Regions from separate parts of the Homo sapiens genome. Here region 1 is linked to region 2. Evidence: read pairs that join two places in POLR2A ChIA-PET (ENCODE). Cell type or tissue: HepG2. All regions are shown on one strand.

What was found. ChIA-PET counts read pairs that join two places held together with the same protein. Peaks named below come from ENCODE experiments on the same cell type or tissue, not always from the same donor. Only the 100,000 strongest peaks of a DNase experiment are listed, where the experiment ranks them.
Region 1: POLR2A ChIA-PET joins it to region 2 with 11 read pairs; 2 of 35 experiments call an interaction of 5 or more read pairs at or near these places.

What each region holds. Positions count from the first base shown.
Region 1 is chr15:89,494,166-89,502,165 of GRCh38, forward strand. It overlaps RHCG (Rh family C glycoprotein), which reads right to left and starts at 2,418. Exons shown (of 11, transcript NM_016321.3): 1 at 2,196-2,418. The coding sequence starts at 2,379. In HepG2, CTCF peaks have their summits at 954 (motif pointing right), 2,224 (motif pointing right) and 6,628 (motif pointing left); a DNase peak (open chromatin) is centred at 2,236; H3K4me3 peaks cover 373 bases; H3K27me3 peaks cover 2,532 bases.
Region 2 is chr15:89,796,143-89,804,142 of GRCh38, forward strand. ANPEP (alanyl aminopeptidase, membrane) reads right to left here. Exons shown (of 21, transcript NM_001150.3): 7 at 7,747-7,860; 8 at 7,505-7,648; 9 at 7,300-7,365; 10 at 7,097-7,162; 11 at 5,293-5,465; 12 at 4,969-5,045; 13 at 3,284-3,417; 14 at 3,118-3,173; 15 at 1,433-1,580. Among named protein-coding and RNA genes, the nearest start is that of ANPEP, 15 kb to the right of the region's middle. RefSeq lists an enhancer at 7,796-8,000. In HepG2, no CTCF peak of the experiment used is centred here; no DNase peak of the experiment used is centred here.

The DNA.
Region 1 (8,000 bases), 300 kb before region 2:
CCCCCTTGGCTGCTCGGCTTCTCCCCTCCTCACCATCCACCACTTCCCAGGAAGCCATCACAGATCACTTCTGCTCAGAGCACTTGGTCCCACTGAGGCCCTGGGTGCCACGGTGCCCCTCTCTGCTTCCAAAAAGTCTGGGGACAGAGACCCAGGATATTCAACTTATTTATCCAGAGTGACCATAGCCCTGATTTGCCAGGACAGTCATGGCTTATCCATGGGTCCCAGCAAATTACTACCAGCACCACCTTCACTCTCAGAGGTGTCCTCTGATGATGATAAATTGTATGATCACACTACAGATAAGCACTTGTTGCATGAACACATTAACCTGGGGTGTGAAAGGTGGGTGGGCAAGTGTGGTGCGAGGAGGATAAGAGCTGGGGAGATGTAAGGACTGTACCTCCCCACTGGTGAGGTTCTGCAGCTCCTATTATAGGGTCTCTCTCTCTCTCTCTCATTTCTTTCTTTTTTTTTTTTTTGAAAGGGAGAGAGATAGAGATTCACTCTGTCACCTAGGCTGGAGTGCAGTGGTGCTGTCATAGCTCACTGTAGCTTCAAACTCCCAAGCTCAAGCGATCCTCCCACCTCAGCCTCCCAAAGTATGCTGGGATTACAGGTGTGAGCCATCGCACCCAGCCTATTTAAGGTCTTGAGGTCCTCCACTCCCCAGACACATTGAGGACCTGTGAACGCCCATGGGAGTTCTTGCCCCTTATGCTCTGGGGTCAAGTGGGAAGCAAGTGCGGGAGGGAGGGAGAAGAACAGGTAAAGGAGGGTCTCAAGCTTGCCTGCCTCACTGTTTGCTGGAAAGTCCCCCCCTTGAGGAGAGGAAAGGTGGACAATGTGAACAGTGGATTTGGAGCCTGAATCCCAAGGCTGCAGCTGTCTAAGATATCTTTTAAAAAACAGCCCTAAATGGAGCCCAGGAGAAACTGTGGTCTCCCCAGCAGGGGGCGCACCCCTTATCTGTTACTTCCCTTCTAGGCACCAAGTAACTATTAAATGCAGCCCATGATAGCCCTAACTTTTTGGCAGCCACTTAATATGGCTGGCTCCCACCAAGCCTGCAGCCCCCCAAACGCAGTCTTTTTTCATGCAGGCTGCCATTCTGAAAGTGTGCAGTTGTTTTCTTGGAGATAGAGAATCCCCTGTTGCCGAGAATGTCTAAGGTGTGGAGGGAATACCAGTTGATATAGGCGGCTGCTGGAGAGGGGCTTTAGGGTCCCTTTCAAAGCTAACAGTCAATGACTACATGAACACCACCGGCTAGAATAATTTTCATTGGCTGATGGCGGATGGAGTGGAAAATCAGAAAGTACAAGGGCATTCTGATTTTGGGAAGAGCCCCAGGCTGGGAGTCCAGAGGTCGGGCAGCTCAGAGTGACCTTGGGCTAGCTCTCCCTGCTCCTGAGTCCTAGGGCACCTGTGTTTGGTGCTCTTGTAGCAATTGCTCCATTATGAAGAAAGGATCCCACCCCAACTCTGCCAGAGCTTTACATGCACTTCCTCGCCACAGCCTCACCCCAACCCCTGTGAAGGAGGTCCTACCATTATCTTCATTCTGTAGATGAGGAAATTGAGGTTTAGGAAGGTTGGCATTTGCCTGAGGCCAGCCACCTGGTTTGTGGCAAGAGCCACGAGAGCATGAGAGAAAGGGAGGTGTGTGATTGTAGGGTCATGCTCTTAACCACAGCACCGCTGACACCAGAAGATTCAGGGGCGCTTGTTTTCCCTCTCCAAGCTAAAAGGGGGTGGGTGTCCTGGCCTCCTGGCCCACCAGTGGTCCCACAACACCTCTGCCCACAGCAGGGCTGGCGCTTATTTGGAGTAAGCGCTCCTCTGGACAAGGGAGCCAGGTCATCCACTGGTTGGTAATGGGGCGAGAGGACTCGGATCTTCTTAGTATACCAAGCAGGGCTCTCTGACAGGGATGTTGGGGGGCTCTGACGGCTGGGAGGGCGGTCAAATAAAAACCTCATCCCGGTGTTTTCCCTACTAGTTTTTCACGGGGAAAAGGAGTTTGTGCACATCTGACAATTTCCCACGCATGCCCTGCAGAGGCCGGCGAGATGCGGAGTCCGCGGCTGCAGGGTAGATCCCCTCCTCTGCCCAGCTCTGGGCCGAGCCCTTGGCCAGGTGGGGACCGGCGCGGATATGCCTCCGCTGGGCCTGCAGGCGGCGAGACTTACTTGGGTAGCGATAGTAGAATTCGTTCTCCATGTCGCTCAAGTTCTTGTGCGTCCTCTCTGACCACCAGTGGGCGTCGGCCTCGAAGTCGTAGCGCACGAACACCCCGAAGAGAATCACCATAATCACCTGCAGGAGCAGGCAGGTGAGCGGCAGCCGCCAGCGGAGGTTGGTGTTCCAGGCCATGCTGCAGGGGTGCCTGGCCGGGCTGGCAGCGGGCGGTTCGGACGCTCGGAGGCCGGCGGGGCTTTTGAGACCCGGGCAGGGGGGCGGGGCGGCCACGTGGGGCACGGAGCAGCTGACTCGGGCACCGCCCGCGCGCTCGCCCAACTGGCAGGGGCCCAACCCAAGCCGAGGGCCCCAAAAGATTCCCCGCGTCGGGCTGGGGGACAGCGGCAGGAGCAGAGGCTAAGGCAGTGGGCAGGAGGATCAGGGTGCCCCAAATTCTGTGTGTCCCGTTGATACTGGGGCCTTTCTCCTTTTGTTCTGCTGAACAGAGAAACACGGGGATCATTGGCCTCCCAGTGAGATCAGAAGGAATTCCCAGACCTAAGTCATCATCATCAACATCATCATCATCTGCCATCATCATCTGCATCATCATCTGTCCTTTCTTTTTCTGATTATGAAATTCATACAGGGCACATGAGAAACAAGGAATGTTTGGGACACTGTCACACAACAGAGCGGCCTGGGGAGACATCTGTGATGTGCTACCCCAGACTTGACCCTGGAACAGAAAAAGGATGTTAATTGGAAAACTGGTAAAATCCAAATAAAGCCTGAAAATTAGTTAATAGTGACGTTCCCATGTTGTTTTCTTAGTTGGGACAAATGTCATGGTTATGTAAAATGTTAACAGTAGGATAAACTGAGTAAGGGCTATATGGGGACTGTCTTTGCCACTTTTCTGTAAATCTAAAATTATTCCAAAATACAAGGGTTTTAAGAAAAAAAACACGTATAAAGGATTGTAAGAACAATTTAAGAGTTTTTCACAAGTTCATTGGTCCATAGTCAGGAACTGTCTTCTGGTTAAGATCTGTGATCTTGACATGAGTTAACCATAATATTTAGGTCTGGGAATTCCTTCTGATCTCACTGGGAGGCCAATGATCCCCATGTTTCTCTGTTCAGCAGTATAACAGTCTGTATATTGTCTGCTTAGTCTGTATATTGTCAAAATAAATTTGATTTTCTAATTTTTCTTTAAAAATACAGAGATAATTGTAGAGATTTGGAAAATACAGAAAAACACAAAGAAGAAAGTAAAAATCACTCATAATCCCACCACCCAGAGGCAATACTAATATTTTGGTGTATGTACTCTAGTCTTTTCCTAGCTCATTGAAGAGGGGCTGGAGGGGAGCAGGGGGAGTGTTTCAAACGATCATACTAATTTATAGCGTTTTTAACTCCTTTCATATTTTGTAAACACCTTCCCATATTATACTTCTACAACTTTTTTTCTTTTTCTTTTTCTTTTTTATTTATTTATTTTTTTGAGATAGGGTCTTGCTCTGATGCCCAGGCTGGAGGGCAGTGGCTTGATCATGGTTCACTGCTGCCTTGACCTCCTGGGCTCAAGTGATCCTCCCACTTCAGCCTCCCAATTAGCTGAAACCACAGGCATGTGCCACCAGGCCCACCTAATTTTTTTTTTTTTTTTTTTTTTTTTTTTGAGACAGGTCTCGCTCTGTTGCCCAGGCTGGAGTGCAGTGGGGTGATCTCGGCTCACTGCAAGCTCCGCCTCCCGGGTTCACACCATTCTCTGGCCTCAGCCTCCTGAGTAGCTGGGACTATAGGCGTGCGCCACCGCGCCCGGCTAAGTTTTTTTTTTTTGTAGAGATGGGGTCTCCCTATCTTGCCCAGGGTGGTCTTGAACTTATGGGCTCAAGTGATCCTCCCACCTCAGCCTCTCAAAATGCTGGGATTACAGGCATGAGCCACCACACCCAGCCTGCCACAACATAACTTTTATAGCAGGATATACTGTGCTTTATCTAGACAATCCCTAGTGTTAGGTGACGAGCGATGAGGTCATTTTTTATTTGTTTAGTATTACAAATCATGCTGTCATGAACATCCAGATATGTAAGTCTTTGCACAACTTTCTGTGAATTCCTGGAGGCAGAGCTGTTTCAATACATATCTCTAGATGTTCCCCTAGAAAGATTTTACGAGACAAAGCATGCACCCTGTGAGCCAGGGGTCAGTGACTTTTCCCATGCACTCTTGCCAATGCTGGCTTTAAAAAATCTTGCCAGTTGAAATCCCAGATTTGTAAAAGCCACTAATGCCATGTATAACATCTGAGGCTAAGCACCTAATCAGGGTGCTTGGAACTTGAGTGTGGCCACACTGTGCCAGCTTGGGGTACCAGGGTATCCCCACTCCCTTGGCAAAGAAGCAGCCAGACACTGCATGAGCAATACCAGCAATAGGGACCATTTATTAAGTTCCTGCGGTTGCCGGATCCTTTTGATATATATTTAAATTCTCAACTAAACACTTGTGAAGTGGACATTGTAGGTACATGCTACAGTTGAAAAACCTGAGTTCTCAGATTGGCTAAGGAACTTGCTGGAGATTCAAACCCTGGGCTGTCTGATTTCAAAGGCTGTAGTCTTTCTACTGTGCCATTCTGCTTGTCCCCTCTGGAAGGAGCGAGAAGGAGGGTTTGACTTCGTGCATGTGCATTCACTGCTGGGGAGAAAAACTTCAAGTACACGGCAATGGGAGTAAGTGGAGGGAGGGAGACAAGGGCTGGGGTGGGGGAGGCTGCTGCAAGTAGATTCATGAGCATCTAGGTTCCCCACAGGAGCAGTGGCGTTATGGGATAGAGGGCAGTGGGTGGCGTGGTCCCTGAAGCCTGGGCCGGGAGGGGGCAGGTGGAAGACCTGCTCACCAGGCTGGCCTGCTTAAAGGATAGGGAAGCCGGGGTGTCTTGCTCATTGTGAGAACTGCCCTCCCATCCAGACCTCCTCCAGAGTCCCCTAGCACACCTGTGGTGCTGGAACCCGGGACCCCCTTGGGGGACTCCTTGATGGGGCAGGGTACAGGGTCCAGGAGAGAGACGCTGACTCACAAGCCCTGCAGAGGCTCAGTGGGACAGACCTGGAGCCACAGCCAAGCACGGTCACTACCCACAGCCAGCACAAGAAGGCCGTTTGCCCTTGACCTTCATATTTGGTAGACTCAAGGTACAAACGATGGGCTTCAGACTACAAAGGGGATACAAGGTTCAAGGGAGACACTGTTATCAGATGGTTTTTTTCTTGGGTTACATTTCTGGGCCACTCAACTAATATAGGTCATCATGAATTAACATTCAAAAACAAGTCCTGGCCGGGCACAGTGGCTCACACCTGTAATCCCAGCACTTTGGGAGGCTGAGGCGGGTGGATCATTTGAGGCCAGGAGTTTGAGACCAGCCTGGCCAACATGGTGAAACCCCGTCTCTACTAAAAATACAAAAATTAGCTGGCTGTGATGGCAGGCGCCTGTAATCCAGCTACTCGGGAGGCTGAGACAGAGGAATCTCTTGAACCCGGGAGGTGGAGGTTGCAGTGAACTCCAGCCTGGGCGACAGAGCAAGACTTCATCTCGAAAAAAGAAAAAATTATTTGTTTATAGTATATCAACATACCATAGTATTTAACCCTTTATGGTATTTCTCCCTTTGTTTTATTCCAGGAAGCTGCTAGGTCTCTCTTGACCTCAGTGAGCCCCAGCAATCACCAACCAAGGAAGGGGCCCAGGGAGCCTCTTCCAGTCCAGAAGTCTTCTCTTCATCCCTTTCTCTGCGGCAAGACCAACTGTCAGAGCCTCCACAGCCTGAGGGCCTGGGTGGCGTGACCCCTGCAGAATAGGGGGAGCAGAGGGAAAGCTAGGCATTGACGTCCCTGGTTTTACTTCTGCTTCTTGAGTAGTTGTGTGACCCTGGGCAAATTGTCAACCTCTCTGAGTCTCTACTCTCTCATCTGTAAAATCGAGACAGTTATCTCCCCTCGGGTCTTGGTGAGACTTATTCTGAGTAGCTGGGACTACAGGTCTGTGCCACCATGCCCATCTAATGTTTTCTGTATTTTTGTAGGGGTGGAGTTTTGCTATATTGCCCAGGCTGATCTTGAATTTCCAGGCTTAAGTGATCCTCCCACTTCGGCCTCCCCGAGTGCTGGGATTACGGGCGTGAGCCACTGCACCCAGCTGGTGAGACTTATTCTGAGATACAGCATGGCGAAGAGCCCAGCACAGTGCCTGGCATGTGACATGCCCTCAGTTCCTGTTCATTTTTTTCCTAGTGCCTGGAACAATTGAAAAGCATGTGCCACTTGAGATTCTGCAGAGAAAGATAGGTAATCAAGGTTGAAGAACTGAGGCAGGTAAGTGTAGGATGGTGGAAGGAGTCCTGGCCTGGTGTGGGTCCAGTTTCTGTCTCCCTCTGCTGGTGATCTCAGGCAAATTCTTAGCCTCTCTGGGCTTGCGTCCTCACCTGTGAAATGAAGATTGTGAATGGGTCATTTCCAAAGCTGCTTCTAGTTGCAAGGTGCCCCCCAGCCCAGAGGAGCTAGCCCCTCTGTTGCTTTTCCCCACTCACATGCAGCCTTCTCTCTGGTTGGACAAGCCGAGTGCATTGCTTCACAGCCTCTTGCAGCCCTGCCAGGACCTAAGTCACCCAGGAAAGGCCTCACCCTTGATCCTGGAGTGACCTCAACCACATTCACTGTGTCTCATCCTGTGTGGGGTTTGCAGGCTGCCCTCTTCGGCTTCCTCTGCCTCTCCTCCCAGCATGCCCTCTTCTTCCTTTCCACATTCTTCTCTCTTTCCCACACCCAGCATCCTCCCAGCCACATCGATCATGGCACCTGTCCCCTGTGTGAGGTCCTACCACCCGGAGACAGTGAAGCCCTCTCCTAGTGCCCCCTGCATAATATTTGAGAAGATGAGACCACAGACAGCAGTAGCAACTGCTAGCACCACCTCTGCAGGCTCTACAGGCCCAGTTACTGGAGGTCCAAGTTGAAAGTTGGGCTAGGACAGAGAGCTTTTGGGATGAGGGGGGTGGGGAGCACACCACCCTCTGAAGTCATTCATTCCCTAGAGGGTCCATCAACTCTGTTAAGACAGGGGTAACATCTTATTTATAAATCTGTCCCCTGCTCACAGTATAGTGTGGGGGCACAGAAGAGGCACTTGGGGAGTGTTCTTGAAGGATTGAGGAAGGAATGAATAATATTCTTTGAGCACCTAGTATGTGCCAGGCACTGTTTCAGGTGCTGAGACATGGCAGTGAACAAATGAAGCAACAATCCTAGTCCTGGTGGAGCTGGCATTCTACGAATGGTGGGGAAGGTTGGCAAACAACCTGGTAGTATGTACCTTACTTATCTACTGTGTTTAACAATAGATAGGTAAAGCAGACAGCATGTGGGAGGGTGATACATGCTGTGTGGAGCAGAGGGGAGGAAAGCGGGAGAGAGGAGGCCAGGAGTACAATGTACACTGAGCGGCCAAGGAAGGCCCCATGGAGGGAGGCGGGGAAATCAGTTCATCTGCCGGTGCCCTAGTCCCAGCCCACAGCATTTTGATGTGACTGCCCTTTTTCTTTTTCTTTTCTTTTCTCTTCTCTTCTCTTTTTTCTTTGCTTTGCTTTGCTTTTCTGAGACTCAGTCTCACTCTGTTGCCCAGGCTGGAATGCAATGGCATGATCTCGGCTCACTGCAACCTCCACCTCCCGGGTTCAAGCAATTCTTCCACCTCAGCCTCCCGACTAACTAGGACTACAGGCACCCACCACCATGCCC
Region 2 (8,000 bases):
GTATTTGAGGCTGCAGTGAAGCTTGATTGCACCACTGCACTCCAGCTTGGGCAAGAGAGTGAGACCTTGTCTCTAAACAAACAAACAAAAACTTGACCTATTGTGTGATACATTTGTAACTGTGTACAAAAAAGGAAACATAAACATAGTGCTCTACATGGCTCAGCAGAGAATACTATTTAGATAATCACAATAAAGCAAATGCTTAACACTGATTTGACTAAATATTATGATTTAACTACATTAGGAGGATGGGGAATGTGGGGAAAGCAGTAAGAGGGTTGAAACTTCATTTACCAAAATCTCTCATTTACCATAATGGATATTAACAGATAATTGAACTTTTTTTTTTTCTTTTTTTTTGAGATGGAGTCTTGCTCTGTTGCCCAGGCTGGAGTGCAGTAGCACCATCTTGGCTCACTGCAAGCTCCACCTCCCAGGTTCATGCCATTCTCCTGCCTCAGCCTCCCGAGTAGCTGGGACTACAGGTGCCCGCCACCACGCCTGGCTAATTTTTTGTATTTTTTTTTTTTTAGTAGAGACGAGGTTTCACCGTGTTAGCCAGGATGGTCTCGATCTGCTGACCTCGTGATCCGCCTGCCTCGGCCTCCCAAAGTGCTGGGATTACAGGCATGAGCCCCACTGCACCCGGCCTGATAATTGAACATTTTTTAATGAAAAAAGATCTCTTCAAGCATGATTTAATGACTACATATCACACCCTGAAATGGATATTCTACAGTTTAACCAATCTTCAACCTTTAGACGTTTAAGTATTTGTGTTTTGTTTGCTTTTTGTCTTTTATAAACTGCTGCAGTGAGCATCCTATGGATGTAGCTTATTCATCCAGAATAAGCTCGAGTTTCCTTTTGGTCTCCCAAGCGGGAGCCTCAGCCCTCAAATAGGCCCCTATGCTCAGCCTTAAGATACTCCAAAGCAGCCAATACCCACATCTCTCTCATAGCGCAGGTGGGCTGGCCGGGCAGGTAGAGGCCTGCCCATCTGACAGAGAAGTTAACTGGGTCTGAGAAAGGGTTGCCCAAGGCCACACAGCTGGCAAAAGACAGGTCTTCTGGCCCTCAGCATGGTGGCCTTTTCTGTGCCTTCTGAAAGCGTTAATTCCCCATATTTCAAATCAACAAACGTTGCTGAAGTCTCCGCGACCTTTATTGTTTTGCCCCACGCAGCCTCCTCACTCACCTCCTCAGTGCCTGCTCACTCACCTCCATGTCCCTCCGGCTCGCTCTTTCACCTGCGTGCTCTCAGGAGAGAACCTGACAAGGCAATCTTTCTTTTTTTTTGGTTTTTTGTTTTGCTTTTGAAGGTTCCCTGACCAGGAGTCCAGTAGGCAATAGTCTATTAACTTCCTAATAGTGCACTTTCAGGCACTGGGGCGAACTGGTTCTTGAACCCTACCATGCACCTCCGTACCTTCATGGGGCCATAGACCTCGGAGCGGTCAAACATGAGCTTGAAGTAGCTCAGGCTGCTCAGGGCGGCCTCCCAGGGCATGTACTGTCTCTCTTCAATCAGGAAGAGGGTGTTGTTCAGCGCCAGAGTGACAGGGACCTTATGGGCACTGGGAATAAACAGAGGGGCCCAAGTAAAGCACCTCCACCCAGCCCAGCCACAGCCTGGGAACCCCAACCCAGGCCCTCAAAGATGCTCCACACCCCTAGGCCCCCTGTATCCACTCCTGGAGCCGGAGGTCCCAGATTCCCAACTGAGCCAGCTCAGGCATTTGCCATGGAAAAAGAGCTACATGGCTGCTGGGTGGTGCCACAAACAAGGCCCCACCCTCACCCATTGGCAGTTCCACTCCTTTGCTTATTATCCCCATTTTACAGATGAGGAAACTGAGGCTCAGAGAAGTGAAGTGACTTGCCCAAGGTCACACACCTCACGAGAGACAGAGCTGAGATTTAAAAGGGCAAGAAGCCCGTGTTCTTAACTCTGACCACCTCTTCTGACTTTCTGGGCACTCTAGGCCTTTCTTCCTCCTGCCTTCTGTACACATTTAGCTCACAAATGTCCTTGTCTGTGGGTGACATCACTCATGTCCAAGAGCTTAGAGTACCTCACCCCAAACAGAGTAGGTGCTCAATAAGTACCTGTTTATCCATACTGCATCCCTCCTGCCCTGTCCAGCCCAGATTTTTGGCACTTAGAACAGTGGCCCAGCATAGTCAGCCTTCAGGAAAAGCTTGGTGCAGCTGGGCACGGTGGCTCACACCTATAATCCCAGCTCTTTGGGATGGCAAGGCAGGTGGATCACCTGAGGTCAGGAGTTTGAGACCAGCCTGGTCAACATGGTGAAACCCCATCTGTACTAAAAATGCAAAAATCAGCTGGGCATGGTGGCACATGCCTGTAATCCTAGCTACTCAGGAGGCCGAGAAGGGAGAATCGCTTGAATCTAGGAGGCAGAGGTCGTAGTGAGCCAAGATCACGCCACTGCACTCCAGCCCGGGTGACAGAGCAAGACTCCATCTCAAAAAAAAAAAGCGGGGGGGCATGGCCAGGTGCCATGGCTCATGCCTGTAATCCCAGCACTTTGGGAAGCCGAGGTGGGTGGATCACAAGGTCAGGAGTGCGAGACCAGCCTGACCAACATGGTGAAACCCCATCTCTACTAAAAATACAAAAATTAGCTGGGCATGGTGGTGCACACCTGTAATCCCAGCAACTCGGGAGGCTGAGGCAGAGAATCGCTTGAACCTGGGAGGTGGAGGCTGCAGTGAGCTGAGATCGCGCCACTGTACTCCAACCTGGGCAACAGAGCGAGACTCCGTCTCAAAACAAACAAACAAACAAACAAACAAACAAAAACAAAAACAAAAAGCTTGGTGCTGTGGAGTAGAGGATGGCTTTGGAGTTGGACAAGCCTCTGTCTGGCTGTCATGAACTACTGTGTGACTTCGGGCAAGGTGTCACATTCTTCATCTGTGAAATGGGTGTGTGGGGACCCAGGGAGGGACGTCCAGGGAGCACAGGAGCTCAGGGCACAGCACGTGGCATATGGGAAGGGCAGCAGGAGGAGCAGGGGCCCTCATTGTGGACTCAGACTTGCTGAAGTCACGAGCTTCTGCAGCTGAGCCAGGCAGCGGAGCACTCACCTGGCCAGGTTGAAGGCGTCATTAATGATCTGTGCCCGATTGATGACAGGGATGGCCTAGAATGCGAAGCACAGCATGTGACCATGGGTTGGCTGTGGGTGGCAGGCCTTGCAGTCTGGTGCCTGTCCTGGGGCAGGGGGCAGGGCGAGGGGTGGCAGACACTCACCGAGTGGTCTCTCTGCAGCTGAGTCTGAATCTTCCTCCAGTTCTCTTCGTCGTAGTTCACCCGGTAATAGCCCGTCACATTGAGGTTCAGCAGGACCCACTCATTGCCTGATGTGCTGAAGAGATCGTTCTGGGCTGTGGAGAGGGACGAGACCTGGGCAGGGCTGCTCAGAGGCCATGGGCTGACCCCTGGACCTCTTGCAAGAGCAGCTGCCCCCGCAGCCTGGCACCACCTCACCCTCAAGCTGCTGGGGAGACGCTAAGGGTGGGGAAGGAAGGGATGAGGAACTGGGCTGCCAGTGGCTTCACAGACCATCAACCCATGAAGATGACATGCCACCCCAAACCTCAGAACCTGCCCTGCCTCCCTAGGCTCTGCACGGCCAGGCCAGCTGCCAGGCCGCTCACACTCAGCAATCCAGGCTGTTCCTCCTCCTTGCCCTCCTCCACACTCCATCACACCTGTCACCCAAGTGGGAACCACAGGCAGCTCCTCCTCTCCCTTCCCCTCCCATTCACCCAGACCCCCAGTGCTGCTGTCTCTTTCTGGGGCTTAGTGCCCCTTCCTCCCTGTGGGTCCCCCTCCTCCCTCACTCCTCTCATACTTTGTTTCAGCAGCCAGAGGTCAGGGCCAATAGGTTGCTCATTTCCCACCTGCCCCATCCACTGTCTCCTGCAGCCCCTGGGGCCCTTGGGGACCAGCTTTATCTCTTGGGCACACCTCTGCCCTAGCTACACTCAGTCCCCACACTCTCTCCTACCTCTATCCCTGGCACTTGCTATTCCCTTTGCCTGGAATTCTTTTCTCTGCCACATTAGCCTGTCTGATTCCTACTCTTCCTCTAAGACTCAGCTCACCTCCTCCGGGAAGCCCTCCCTGACCTCTCCATGAACTTGAATCTCCCTTATTCCCTGCTCCATGTCCCCATACCTCACTAGCCCCAACCATACACTCTGAAAGCACTCAGCACAGCACTAGAATGCCTCCAACTTCTTGCCTTCCTTCATCTGTAGCCTTGGCCAAGGCAAAGGATGACTTGTCATGCCCTTCGCTTCTTCAGTGCCTTGCTGAGTAGGGCTGCTCATAACATGTGCCAGGCACTACTTTAAGCATTTTATGTGGATTCTCTCCTTTTTTTTTTTTTTTTTTTTTTGAGACAGAGTTTCGCTCTTGTTGCCCAGGCTGGAGTGCAATGGTGCGATCTTGGCTCACTGCAACCTCTGCCTCCCAGGTTCAAGCAATTCTCCTGCCCCAGCCTCCAGAGTAGCTGGGATTACAGGCATGCACCACCACACCTGGCTAATTTTGTATTTTTAGTAGAAATGGGGTTTCTCCATGTTTGTCAGGCTGGTCTCGAACTCCTGACCCCAGGTCGCCTCGGCCTCCCAAAGTGCTGGGATTACAGGCATGAGCCACCATGCCTGGCCTAGGATTCTCTCCTTTAATCCTCACATAACTAATGGAGTATTGCTCTTAGCCTCATTTTATAGAAGAGGAACTAGAGACCAGAGCGGGATGGTAACTTGCCCAGAGTCACACAGCGAAGCAGCAGCAAAGTGGAGATTGGAACCAAAGAAGTCAAGTCCATTTGTTGAATGGAATGGCCCATCACAGCCCTCAGAACATGGGCCAGGAGCTAGGAGTATGGGGTGGGGGCTGCTGCCCATAAGGCAGGGCTGGATTACCTCTTACATCTATCAGCCAGTAGTCCTGCTGCTGTCTGCCATCTCTGATGGATGTGATGGGCACAATCCACACGTAGCTGCAATTAAAGATCCAGAGGTGGTGAGAGATGGCGGTGTGGTCACTGCCAGTGAGGAGCAGCTGCCCAGGCTCCCAGCTTCTGCCCAGCTCTGGCACCGAGTGCCCCTGAACTCCTGGCTCTGGAGGGAGGGTCTGTCTACAGTGGCTGGGGCTGGGACCACAGGAGGCCAGTCCTACTATGGTCCCTTAGTAACTGCCCTCTACCCCACCCACCTGACCATGCCTCAGTGACCCCATCTGCTCACTTGAATTCTGAGGGGCGGGTAACATTGGAATCGGGGTCAAGGAGGAAGTGCTCCTGGGAAAGGGTCCCCGTGCTGGTATCCACCGTGATGACCGGGAAGCCCATCTGCAGGGTCCAGCGGTTCATGATGTCCCGCACGGTGGTGGGGAGTTGGATGGACCGGTTGTTCACAGCCTGTGGGTGGAGCGAGAGGGCGTGGCCATCAGTGGGACCCTCCAGTCCCTGCCATCCAGGGCATCTCCTGCAGATTCTCGCCTCGACCCCGGGGGGCCACTTGTATGGGAGGCCTGGGAAGGGCACTGGGCTGGGAGCCGGGAGCCAGGGTACCGTCCAGCTCTGCCTCTCCTCGGCTGCTCAGTGCTGGACGAGCTGGAGAACTTCCCAGCAAATCTATGAGGCCCTCCATTCTGTGGTCCACCCTGAGGTGTGTATGTCAGGGAGGGGGTGCCCAGGATGCCCATGGCTCTTCCTGAACAACACTGGGAGGAGGACAAGAAAGAGGAGACAGAGATGAGAGAAAGCCAGTGTTCAGGTGTCACAGGCAGGGGTGGGGGACGGGGCCCTGGGGGTCGCATGAGGGAAGTGCACTCGGACTGGGGTGTGGGGCGGGACTCAGGGGCACTGTTGTTGTCTTCTTGTCTTCTTGGATCTTTGCTCATGCACCTGCCTTGCCTTTGTCATCACAACAGAAAGCCAACCCCATTTGTTAATAACTGAAGAAAGGAATCACCTAAGAACGGGGCCACACAGAGGGCAGAAGAGCATGTGGGGAGGAACCAGCTGGGGGCTGCCGGCCGAGGGTCTCAGGAAAGAGGAGTGAGAGGGAGGAGAGCTTGGCTTAGGAGGGAACGCAAAGGGGAAGTTGGGGCAGGGCAAGGAAGGTAGTGGGGGAGACCCAGGCAATGACAGTGTCATTTTGTCAGCAGCATCTTGGGGTCTAGGGGGTTGGAAATTGCCCAGCAGGGACCCGGACCTCAGCTGTGACTCTGTGACAAGATCCTGGGTCTCGCTTCCCTGGTGAGACAGGCCTGGACTGGAAGTGCAGCAGCAACAGTGGGGTAGAAGCTGGACGGGAATTTGAGGCTCGGAACTCTGGAGGGGCTGTCGGTGAGGAGAGGACATGTCTGTCCTCTGGCTTAAGACGCTAGCATTGGGCAGAGCTGCAGGGAAGGGGTAGGGGGCAGCTGTCAGGGAAATGATGTCAGCGGAAATGATGGGGGCAGGATGGAGAGGAGGTGGACTCCAACCCTGGGGGAGGGAGAGGAGCGGCGGCCTCTGGGGGAAGGCAGGAGGGTGTGGCAGTCTGGGGATCTGCCCTACAAACAGGGGCTGTGCGGGGTCTGATGGAGAGGAACTCGAGCCGGGGCAGGGGCAGAGGGCAGAGTTCCTGCTGAGGGTGGTGGAGCTGTGTGCAGAGACATGCCCGTGGCGCCAGCGGGGGGCACAGGGCAGCCAGGAGTGGGGAGAAGGTTGAATGTCAGGCTCCAGAGTTCCAGGCAGAGGCGGGAACCATGAGGGCAGTTTCCTCACCACCAGGAAGGGGCTCTACAGCTCCCATCAAGAAGCCCGCTGTAGCCTGAGGTCAGCTGCTGGCCAGGACCTCAACCACAGCCTCACTCAGACACCTCTTGCAAGGAGCCATCCCGGCTTCCACTATAGGGAGGAGCAACAGAGGCTCCATCCACCCTGCAGGGCTGGTCAGCCGCGGAGCTGGACCCATTCTCTTACGCATGTGCTGCCCCCAGGTACCTTCAGCATCTCAAGACCCCAACAGGATGGCTGTGGAGGGGCTGGCTGCTACTGACCTCCTGCAGGTGGTCCCACAGGTTCAGGTAGATGGTGTTCTGGTAGGCAAAGGTGTGGAGGTAGGACTGTGGAAAGACGGGGCACAGTGAGAGCACAGCTGGAGCCCCCCAGGCTCCCCCTCTGTGGTGGGCAGAGGCCCGGGTCAAGGGCGAGGGGCAGAAGGAGACCCACCCTCATGGCTGGCCCAGGGTGCAGTACTCACCGCCAGGCCCTGCTTGAATACGTCCTCGGACAGGAAGCTGGAGAGCATCCTGAGGACTGAGGCGCCCTGGGGTGGGGGTGAGGGGGCGCTCAGAAGGCTGTGCAGAGCCACCAGGACCCTGTGCCCCCAGACCCTGCCTTCAGTGAGGCCCCTCCAGGCCAAGTCCCCACCTCCTTCCCCGTGCCCCACGAGGAGCGGGCTGCACCTTGCTGTAGGAGATGGCGTCAAACAGCTCACTGATCTGGGCCGGCGTGTTGATCTCCGAGGCGGGTGTGGACAGCGGGTGGGAGGAGGCCAGTGCATCCACTGCCATCACGCGGTACACATCATTCAGCACCATGAGGTCTTTCTGCAAATTCCCCAGGGCCATCAGGAGACTGGCCTGGTAGCGGTGGCCCAGGTCTCCCTCCATGCCCCCCGCACCAGACCCCTGGGCAGCTGGCTTACCAAGTTCCAGGTGGGCTCCGCATAGTCAGCACCCAGGTACTCCACGTAGGAGGCGAAGCCCTCGTTCAGCCACAGGTCATTCCACCACTCTATGGTCACCAGGTTCCCGAACCACTGTGGGGGGAGGGGTCAGCTGGGCAAGCCACGCCCAGGCTGGGCACTGAGAATCCCCAGAACTACCCTCCCCAGGGCTGGCCATCTGCCAGGCACAGTGGGGATTTCAACACCATCGTGACCCCTTCCTGCTGCCCTGC